Regions from separate parts of the Homo sapiens genome. Here region 1 is linked to region 2. Evidence: read pairs that join two places in POLR2A ChIA-PET (ENCODE). Cell type or tissue: IMR-90. All regions are shown on one strand. Links, peaks and the distances in the headings refer to the core of each region. The heading gives the core; the rest is flanking DNA. Region 1 has its middle 220 kb from the start of RFPL4B. Region 2 overlaps RFPL4B (ret finger protein like 4B).

Region 1 (5,386 bases), core at 122-5,121, 210 kb after region 2:
AGTAAAAAACTAGCATAATACTCAACCAATCAATAGAAAACAGCTATCAATTTCATGCCAAGATTGGTTCCAGAAGCACAGTAATAGTTCCTTTTTCTGAGTAAACTACAATCTGGTAGAGAATCAAGACGTGAATGAGATGATACCATTTGCCACAAGAATTTAGAGAAGGGAGACCCCATGTGGCACAGGGCTTGTGCATGTACAAGTGAACCTTTCAGAGCTGGGCAGACTTCCTAGTGCAGGCCAATGCCTGTGAACTAAGCGTCTTTCTCATTGGCCACTCCATCCTTAATTCACAGCAACACAGGCACTAAATAAAGGTTTAATACCATATTGTCTTGTCTTGGAACTAACAGCTTTCCTATTGTAAGTATCAATTTTCTTTAAACTTCCAAAGTTCTTCTGCGTGGGTCTTCATCAGTAATTTCTGGAGAAAAGCAATATTTTAGGATCCGAATACACCACTATGTCTTGTGGGATTCCAATTTGGGTCCTATAAGGAGCTCTTAAAAGTCTGACATTTTAGACTCTGCCTTGCCCTAACCCAGTGCTTTCTATTTCTAGGCTTTCAAAAGATCTTTCTAACTCCACTGTCCCTCTTCTTTTTGTTTGTGATATAGATTGATTTTCTTTAATATCATGTTTCTACTGTCTGTCTTTTCTTGCCCCAGCCTGGTTCTCCTGAGGTTACAAACCTCTAACAATCTTTAATATCTAATAGTTTTTAGTCTTATATTCAGCCTGTGCCATTTGTTTCTCTTTCTTCTTTTGTCCAGTCTTTTCAGCTTTATTTGCCTTGCTCTTCTTTGTCCTGCTTTGTTTTTCATTCATTCATTTATTCATTCATAAATATTAAACACTATACTAGGAGTGGGAATACAAAATCAATAAGAAATAGTCGTTCTAAAATATTTCATAATCCAATAGATCTTTAAGTGGAAGTTAGAGTAGATGTAAGACCTTCAATTGAGCTAAGAAAAATGGTCTGGCAATGCCTAATACTTAACACGAAAATGGGAGAAACAAGTTTTGCCTAGGATGCCTGAGTAAAGCTTTATAGAGCAGGTAAAAACTGAGCTGAATTTTGAGGGATGAGTAAGAGTTTAAGGAAAAAACAAAAACAGGGACTAGAGTAAGAAGGGAAAGGTATTCTAGGTGAAGGGAAGAGAATATACAGAGTTATGGAATGAGTTAGATGTTTGTGAATATCTTACTACCAGTAGTTACTCTAGCTATATTTGATTCTTTTCTTCCTGGGAAAGCAAAGTGAACCCCATCAAGGTCTCTAATGTTGCTGGTGGAGTGGTCAAGGACATTTTTTAAAATAGCTTTCATTTGGATAGTTTATATCCACTCCCATTGAAACTCCTCATTCTTCATCCTCTTCTCCCCAGGATTTCTCAGGGGTACTATATTATTACCAAATATTGGATGTAGTGAAATTTGTTAATAAACTCATCCTTTGCAAATATTAAACAGGTTATTTGTAATGACAGTTATTAAGGGGGATTTTCTAAGCCTGTATTTTGAGATGCTCAAACAATAGTCTTTGAGGGCAACTTACCAAATGCATTAAAGGAAGTCATTTGGAAACTTCTTTACTGCTTTCAGAAATAAGAGAATTGAATTTCTCTTTTGCAGCCAATTCTCTTCAGCCACACACACACACAAATGAAGGTTTACTAACACTCTTTCTCTTGAGAACACTATCTACTGTGAGTGGTGCCAACAGCTGAAAGCATCGAGCCTGCCCTTGCACTGTGAGAACACAGCTCTCTCCCAGGGTCTGCCCAGATGCTCATTAAAATCCAATGAGTACCCAACAAGGATGTGTTGTTTAGTCCAACATCATAGTTTTTATAAATAAAAGTATTTCAACTCGGTGTGGGAGGATGGACAAAGTCGAGCACCATGGTAACTGGGTCAAATGAACTCTTTAAACAGACTACCCACAAATGAATGGATGTTGACTGTGCATGCCATTTAAGGCATCACAGCTTAACATGCTCCTGCCCTGTGTAACTTCTGCTGGTCCCCAACCTTGAAAGCTTTCATGTTTCCTTCTGTACTCACTCCAATTTGTGCCTGTCATAATTGACTCTTTCACTCCTCCGTTCTTTTTCTATTTCTGTAAAGTATGACGTTTTTCTCTTATCAGTTTGGCCTATTTAAAGTATCTCATATTACTATTCAACATGTTTACTTCTTTCACAACTTCTGCATTCATAAGCTGTAACTATCTTTTCCCGTGTTTATTCCACAAATGAGAAAAAGCCACTTGACTAATGTCCTTGTCAAACAACACATATTACCAGCATAATATTCTCTTCCTAAGCACAGTAGAAATCAGGGGGAGATTAGTATACAGGAGGGGACTAAAAATAGTCCCTGCTTTTAAGGAGCTTAAAATCCATTGGGCTGTCACAAAGAATACTTTTATTAAGTCTCACTGTGTGAGGAAAATGTTTATTTCTCCCAAAGAATGGTGTGTTTTCTTTTGGCAGATATTGGAAATTATAGTATTTAGAATCGTTCTCTTGTTTGCTCTTGCTGCTAGAATGCTGAGCACCAAATGTAACGTTTTCAGACTATAATTACTTAAGCTTCAATTGCTTCCTTTTCTTTGTATGGCTTTGACTTTATACGGTTATTATAAATGGATACATATTATTGTAGGGTTAAACTTTTCTTATGCTTTTTAGGAGTGACATTGGTTTTAAATAACTACACAAACCTTTAGCTTTGACTTGGATAAAAATATAAGACATGCTCATCAAATTTGCACATGAGAAGAGGCTAGGAAAGAGCATTGCAGTATTTGGTATAATGCTGGGTCAATAGGGGCTTCATTCTTCAGGATTCCAGAGAAGTGACATCATGAGAAAAGCAGTTAGAGTGGGATGAAGCCAAGGTTACACAGTAGGTGATGGGCGGTGAAGGAATGTCAGTGGGTAAATAACCTCGTAGAGAGGGGCAGGGATTTGCATGAAGTAAATTATAGTTGTATGGGCCAGGAGTGAATTCTTAAGGGACAGAAAGTGAGATTTTAAATACTTTCCAGGTGTGTAACATTCGGGGGAAGGAAGATGCTTTTAGTAATGATTTTAAGAAAGTTTTCCTTTCAGATACTTTTTCTACAAGGCTTTTGTGGTCAACCTGATGTTTATTTGAATTTGGGGATATATTCAGATGAAAAGAAAGCTGCTTGGCTTTGGGACAGTAACAGTACAGAGACTGAGAATGTAGAGAGGTCTCAGGGGCTAGAAGAACAGTTTAGAACTGATGCAGGGAATACTAAAAGGAAAAACAACACATTGGTTGGAGTTCATGTTGAAAATCTAAATAAAAAATTGTGGATTGGGGTAGACATAGAAAAGAATGGGAGGTTTTCATTAATGCATGAGTTAAAAGTATGATGTGCGTTTCAAAAAGTGGACACCTTCAGGCAGTTTGCTGAGAAGGCAGCAAGTAAAACAAACAGGTGTTGGTCTGGGTGTACTGCATTCAGTTCTGAACACACAAAAAATAAGAGAAATATTTTTTGTAAATAAGCACATATAGCATATAGTGGCCAAATGGAAAAAGCAATTATAAATAATGTTATGGTAAATAAGGAATGGTTAAGCCACTGTATACTTTTAACTCAAAGAAGAAAAAAATGGAATGGGAGGTAAGATCATTATTTTTAAGTATTTGAAGAGAAATAGTCTGGCTTCAGGGAGGAAGCATATGATTTGAAGGCAGAGAAAACAGTGACCAGATCTGTGATCCGTCACCTACCTACCACCTACCCAGTATTGCCTCAACAACACCCCTAGGCTCTGTGATAAGTGGAGAGAGAGCATCTTGTTCGGCACATGGCAATTAGCAGGCCCTCCACGAATGTGATTTTATTCCTGTAATTAAGAAAATATGAGAACTCAATATGCATATTCTCTACAGTCCCAAAGAGTTAGGTCTAAAACCAATGTATAGTACCTACAAGGAGAAAAGTTTTGCTGAATTAAAAATATAAAATATACACTTTTGAAAATAAAGTGAGCTTTCTCAGCAGATGATTTTGTTTTCCGGCCCAGAAAGTGTTCAAATCCAAACTTTCTTATGCCAAGGTAACCTAAGAAATCTGTGATCTAAGTGACAGCTCCTATTTTGAGACTTCTATTAGGATTTAGGTAAAGGGACTTTTTTTTGGTCTTCTCTTAGAAATTAGAGATGAAGGAGATGAAGAAGGGATGGAACTGAACAGGTAGAAACAGAAATTGGGTAAAATCAGAAAAAAAGAATGTGTGGCTCTATGAATCTGGTACCAATAAAGAAACAAAGGCCCACTTGAAATACAGTAATTTGAGGAAAAAGTTTACAAAGTTTTCATTTACAAAGTTGAGTTGTTAGTGGCAGAATATATCAGAGTCATGAATGTGCCATAGTATGTTAGCAGTGGAATGTATCCAAGACACGGCACCAAAGTAAGTTACCAGCAGCTAATTCTTACAGGTGTGTAGCTACCTCAATTCTTGCCCCTCAGAAGAAAGAATTCAACTGACGGGCATAAGGCAGAAGGAGAAACTGAGGCAGGTTTTAGAGCAAGAGTGAAAGTTTATTAGAAAGCTTTAGAGCAGGAATGAAAGGAAGTAAAGTACACTTGGAAGAGGGCCATGTGGGTGACTGGAGAGATCAAGTTTGCAGTTTGACCTTTTGACTTGGGGTTTTATATGTTGGCATATTTCCTCGGTCTTGTGTCCCTTCTCTCCGGATTCTTCCCTTGGGCTGGGTGTTAACATGTGTAGTGGTCTGCCAGCACTTGGGAGGTGTGCATGCACAGTGTGTTTACTGAAGTTGTACCCATGCTTACCTGAGGTGTTCTTCCCTTACCAGTCAAGTGTCCCTAGGAGGTCATATACCAGTTAAACTCCACCATTTTGCCTCTTAATGTGCATGTTTGAGCCCACTCACCCAACTCCTGAGATCTTATCAGGAAGCTGCTGATCAATAGTTTCAGGTGTTTTGGTTTATTGGGAGACATTTTGCTGATCAATAGTTTCAGGTGTTTTTGTTTATTGGGAGGTCTTTGCCTGATGTTGGGAAATTATTATTTTAGAGAGACAGCTCACAACCACCTGACCATCACGTGATGGTCACCTAACATTCCTGGTGTGTGTGTGTGTGTGTGGCGCGTGCACGTGCACGTGTGTGTCATGGGGAGCCGTCTCCTGTTCTGCTCATGTCTGACTAGCTACCAACTGTAACAAAGTGAGAAAGAACCACAATCCAACATTAGGGAGAGAAAGGAACAACCTTCATCTGGAAAGGGAGCATCATGTGGAGAAGATCACCTTGAAAAGAAAAGGGACCATTGTTCGAGAGGCTACAGCTCTAGGAGACC
Region 2 (5,386 bases), core at 135-5,134:
ACAGAAGGGGCTCAATAAGTATTTGTTGGAAAGAGATTAGAGAATGTGTTCTGGGATGTAGGACAGTTCTAGTAACTCAGTCTTAGGCTGGCCTCATCGGTGTTCATCACTTCCTCTCTCTGGTAATGTTGATGCTGCTCCTCTTTCTGTCCCTCATTCTGTTACTACTGTCACCACTGAATGTGTGATTTGTGGGTTCTTGGTAAGGAGTTCTGCTAGTTACTGCTCAGTGCAGGCTCTTATTGGAGAACAGTCCTCTGTTCACATAATCTCAAAGGTGCTGTCCAGCTTTGCGAGGCTGTCTTTGGGTCATGGGTCTAGCCTGGTCCAATATGCTGTGCCCAGCATGTCAGAGACAGCTCACTCAAAGAATAATAGCCATGGTGGGAAGTCCTCTGGGAGCACCAGAGGCTCTCAAGCTTTGGGAGCAGTTGGGGTAACAGGAGGGCATCTTCCTTGTCTGGAACATCTTTTTGGTTTGTATTCAGGCATGATTATTTTGGAGAAGTTGATGACTATTATATTTTTATTCACATTAATTCAAGCCTTAATTAGTTTTCTTAGAGTGCTTTAAAGCATTTCATCTAATAACACTTTGTCCTTAAACTTGATTCTTTTATGGGCTTCTCATTTTGCAGTGGATTTTGCTGGCTTTACTCACATGTGGTAATTTTCCTGGAAATTCTGAGGATTCCTTAGAGTCACTTTTCTGTGATGATTAATGTAGAATTGGCTTTATTTTCATTATTGAATTTAGACATGAACATTCTTTTTCCTGAACTGCAGAGGATCTACAAAGAAATACTGAGTGGAGACTATACTGAGATTCTGTTAAAGACCCACTTGAATTCAGCCCCCATTAGGAGAAACTTTGGCCGGAGCAGCCAACACATCACCTGGAAGTCTTCAGACTAGGTAAGCTGCACTGTCTGAAAAGAAAGTTTCCACTGTCCTATTTCTGTCTTGTGATTATCTAGAGTTTGAAGAGTTTCGAAATCATTTTTATCACCATGACTACATTACTGTGATTCTCTAGCAATTTAGTGTCACTTTCATACACAAACTGCAGAAATATTATTTTTTTGTTATTCTTAATTTCTTAGTTAATAAATTTATTATTATTTATTAAATAATATAATTCATTTATGTATGCCAATAACTTATTTATTAATTTATATTATTTAATCTTGGATTTAGACTATTGAAGAGTGGATTGTGTACTGAGGGCTCCCAAGTGCTTCCAGAAGCCAATAAAGGATCACTTCAGTTTACTTCACGGCTAAGGAGTAACCCTTAAGAACCATGGCCAAACGCCTGCAAGCAGAGTTGTCCTGTCCAGTTTGCCTGGATTTTTTCTCCTGTTCCATTTCTCTCTCTTGTACACACGTGTTCTGCTTTGATTGCATCCAGAGGTATATACTAGAAAACCATGATTTTAGAGCGATGTGCCCCTTGTGTCGAGACGTGGTGAAGGTACCTGCTTTGGAAGAATGGCAAGTGAGCGTCCTAACACTTATGACCAAGCAGCACAATAGCCGACTTGAGCAAAGTCTGCACGTGAGGGAGGAGCTCCGGCATTTTCGGGAGGATGTGACCCTGGATGCAGCCACTGCCAGCTCCCTCCTTGTCTTCTCCAATGATCTAAGAAGCGCTCAGTGTAAGAAGATCCACCACGATCTGACAAAAGATCCCAGGCTGGCCTGTGTCCTGGGTACTCCCTGCTTCTCCTCCGGCCAACATTACTGGGAGGTTGAAGTGGGAGAGGTGAAGTCATGGTCCCTGGGCGTCTGCAAGGAGCCGGCTGACAGAAAGAGCAATGATTTATTCCCTGAGCATGGCTTCTGGATCAGCATGAAGGCAGGAGCAATCCATGCTAACACCCACCTGGAGAGAATTCCTGCAAGCCCTCGCCTTCGCCGTGTGGGAATTTTCCTGGATGCTGACTTAGAAGAAATCCAGTTTTTTGATGTTGACAATAATGTCCTCATCTATACACATGATGGTTTCTTCTCTTTGGAGCTTTTGTGTCCATTCTTCTGTCTTGAGCTCTTGGGAGAAGGGGAGAGTGGCAACGTCCTGACCATCTGCCCATGAGAAAGTCAGCCCTTCCTAGAAGCTTTCTGAGAGGTGAAAGAGAATTTTGGCCTGAGAAAGGTCAGCATGATTGAGGAAGAGATAATGTGCTATAGTGCAAAGACTTGGTAAATTTTTAAAGTAGATTTTGTAGACTTTGTAGCAAAACAATTTTCGGATTTTTGGGGTAAATTTTGTGGAATTTGTAGCTAGGTAACTGGGGTCTTTAGGGATGTTATTAAGTACTGTAAGCTTCAGTTTTCTAGTCTGTAGATGCGGATAATTGTATCTCAGTCAAACAGCTGTGGTAATTAGAGACAATACTATGCCTTTGTCTTATAGTAAATAACAAATAGAGAAATCTTAGATTGTAAGTAAGCTAGATATTAGGTTTTGTGGATAGACAATATCTTTTTCATTATTTCAAGCTGTTTTGTGTAATTCCTGATAATGTCTGAGGAGGAAGAAAAATTCAACAGCCAGTGTGAGTTATTTTGTTGATACAGCATGAAATTTCAGAGAGACAAACTGATATTGGGGAAGAACTAAGTTTTTCATTTTTATTTTCTTTGAAACACAGCCACATAAGTTTTCTTGAAAGACAAAGAACTTTGACCAAAATGCATTGTTAATGGTGATTCATATTCTTATGGGAAGTGTCATTTACCCATCTCAATAATTGGACTATTGTGATTTATAAGAATTCTTATCAACCATGTTAACTAACACATATTCATCAAAAATTGTTTTCAAGGTTGCTTTTGGATTTTTTATTTGTAGAATTTATTTTCTTGCAAATAAATTTATAAAGCATTGGATGTGTTCATGTTTATGCTGTTTGGTCCGTCTCTCACATACAGTCTGAAGTTGGTACCCCTCTTCCTCCACCACAGCTACATGGTCCCAGACTGTGATTTCCAATATGTCATCCTTATACACTCATGATGGCTCCTTTTCAAAATATTCAGGTCTCTTAGGGTTGTATTTTTTCTGATTTACTGAGTCAGCCACTTCTGAGATTACAACTGCCCCAAAAGGGCTGGGGTCTGAGCATGTTCTGGAATCTGCCTTTGACTTCCTTTCTAGAGAGACCCAGAATTGTCATTTCCCTTCTCTTTCCAACTTCACTGGGAGTAGGGAGATAGCCATTTTCCTCTCTTTATTCTCTTTTGATCTCTACAACTTTATTTCAGGGGACTCATTGCCCTTCCCTAACACTGGGCAAAATTTCAGGATACAAAATAAATGTACAAAAATCACTAGCATTCTTATATGCCAACAGGAGTCAAGCTGACAGCCAAATCAGGAATGAACTCCCATTCACAATTGCCACAAAAAGAATAAAATACCTAGGAATGTAGCTAACTAAGGGAGGTGAAAGATCTCTACAAGAACTATAAACCACTGTTCAAAGAAATCAGAGATGACACAAACAAATGGAGAAACATTCCATGGTCATTAAAAGGAAGAATCGATATTGTTAAAATGGCCATACTGTCCAAAGCAATTTATAGATTCAATGCTATTCCTATTAAACTACCATTGAGACTCCTCACAGGACTAGACAAAACTATTTTGAAATTCATATGGAACCAAAAAAGAACCTGAATAGCCAAGGCTATTTTTTAGCCAAAGCTAAGCAAAAGGAACAAAGCTGGAGACATCACAAGGCTACAGTAGTATAGTTTGTATCAATACCAAAACAGCATGGTATTGGTACAAAAACAGACATATAGACCAATGGAACAGATTAGAAAACCCAGAAACAAGACCACATACCCACAACTATTTGATCTTTGACAAACCTGACAAAAGCAAGCAATGGAGAAAGGATTCCTTTTTCAATAAATAGTGCTGGGATAACCGGCTAGCCATATGCAGAAGATTGAAACCAGACCCATTCCTTACACCACATACAAAAATCAACTCAAGATAGATGAAAGATTTAAATGTAAAACCCCAAACCATAAAAACCCTGGAAGACAACCTAGGCAACACCATTCAGGACATAGGCATGGGCAAAGAGTTCATGACAAAGATGGCAATTGCAGCAAAAGCAAAAATGGACAAATGGGATCAAATTAAACTAAAGAACTTCTGCACAGCAAAAGAAACTATCAACAGATTGAACAGGCAACCTAAAGAATGACAGCAAAATTTTGCAAACTATGCATGTGACAAAGGTCTAATATCCAGCATCTATAAGGAACTTAAGTGTACAAGAAAAAAACCAAACAACCTCATTAAAAAGTGGCAAAGGACACTAACAGAAGTTTTTCTAAAGAACACATGTGGCCAACAAGCATATGAAAATAAGCTCAACATCAATGATTATTAGAGAAATGCAAATCAAAACCGCAATGACATACCATCTCACACCAGTCAGAATGGCTATAACTAAAACATCAAAAAGTAACAGATGCTGGTGAGGTTGTGAAGAAAAAGGAATACTTATATACTATTTATGGGGGTGTAAATTAGTTCAACCATTGTGGAAGCCAATGTGGTGATTCCCCAAAGACATAAAGACAGAAATACAGTACACTAAAAAAAAAAAAAAAAAAAAAAGAAAAAAAAAAGAAACTGGCTGCTTATTGTAATGACCCAAATGTTTATTCTCCTTAATATTGGGATTTAGAACTTTCTGTAAGACAGAGGCTGTTGTGCAGGCCTTGCTCTTTTCATAGGAAGCAACCAGGAAAAAATGGCGAAATCTTCTACCCCTTAAGAGGTTACTGTCTTTGGACAGCCTGCAAATATTGGCTAAGAATTTGGTGGAATGCTGTTGCTTCTCATAGGTGGCAGATTCAGTTGTGCCTCTAAAATGTATGTATAGATGCTGCATGCATCTATCTCAGCTCTTAGCATGGCAGCTTCTAGGAACCTCCCTTAAGGGACAGCTGGTTCTCTCTCCTTGCCTACTTTTAGTTCTCTTCCTGCACCCCTGCTGCCTGGAGTGCAGACAATTGGGCCACAGGGATGAGGGGCCTGAGAGAACAGTGAACTGGAATAGGCCTGCACTCTTGAAGGCTACAGGGATCCCTGAGGGCTACAGAGTCACTCTGACAGCTCTGGGACACTTACCTCTGTCTTCATTAATGTGATAAAGAAACCCCATGAGGCTAGTTTACCTGCATAACAAACCTGTGCATGTAACCCTGAACTTAAAATAAAAGTTAAAAAAAGTATTCTATATCTCAGCAAAAATAAATGAGAAATATTTGAGGTGATGAATGTGTTAATTAGCCTGATTTGATCATTCCACAACGTATACATGTATCAGAACATCATGCAGTACCCACAAATATATACA

What was found. Peaks named below come from ENCODE experiments on the same cell type or tissue, not always from the same donor. Only the 100,000 strongest peaks of a DNase experiment are listed, where the experiment ranks them.
Region 1: POLR2A ChIA-PET joins it to region 2 with 5 read pairs; 3 of 35 experiments call an interaction of 5 or more read pairs at or near these places.

Annotation. Positions count from the first base shown.
Region 1 is chr6:112,560,669-112,566,054 of GRCh38, forward strand. No RefSeq gene overlaps it. Among named protein-coding and RNA genes, the nearest start is that of RFPL4B, 220 kb to the left of the region's middle. In IMR-90, for the core only: no CTCF peak of the experiment used is centred there; DNase peaks (open chromatin) are centred at 2,063, 2,223 and 2,903; H3K27ac peaks cover 463 bases.
Region 2 is chr6:112,348,407-112,353,792 of GRCh38, forward strand. RFPL4B (ret finger protein like 4B) reads left to right here. Exons shown (of 3, transcript NM_001013734.3): 2 at 787-915; 3 at 1,198-2,888. The coding sequence starts at 1,303. The coding sequence ends at 2,094. Among named protein-coding and RNA genes, the nearest start is that of RFPL4B, 3.8 kb to the left of the region's middle. In IMR-90, for the core only: no CTCF peak of the experiment used is centred there; no DNase peak of the experiment used is centred there.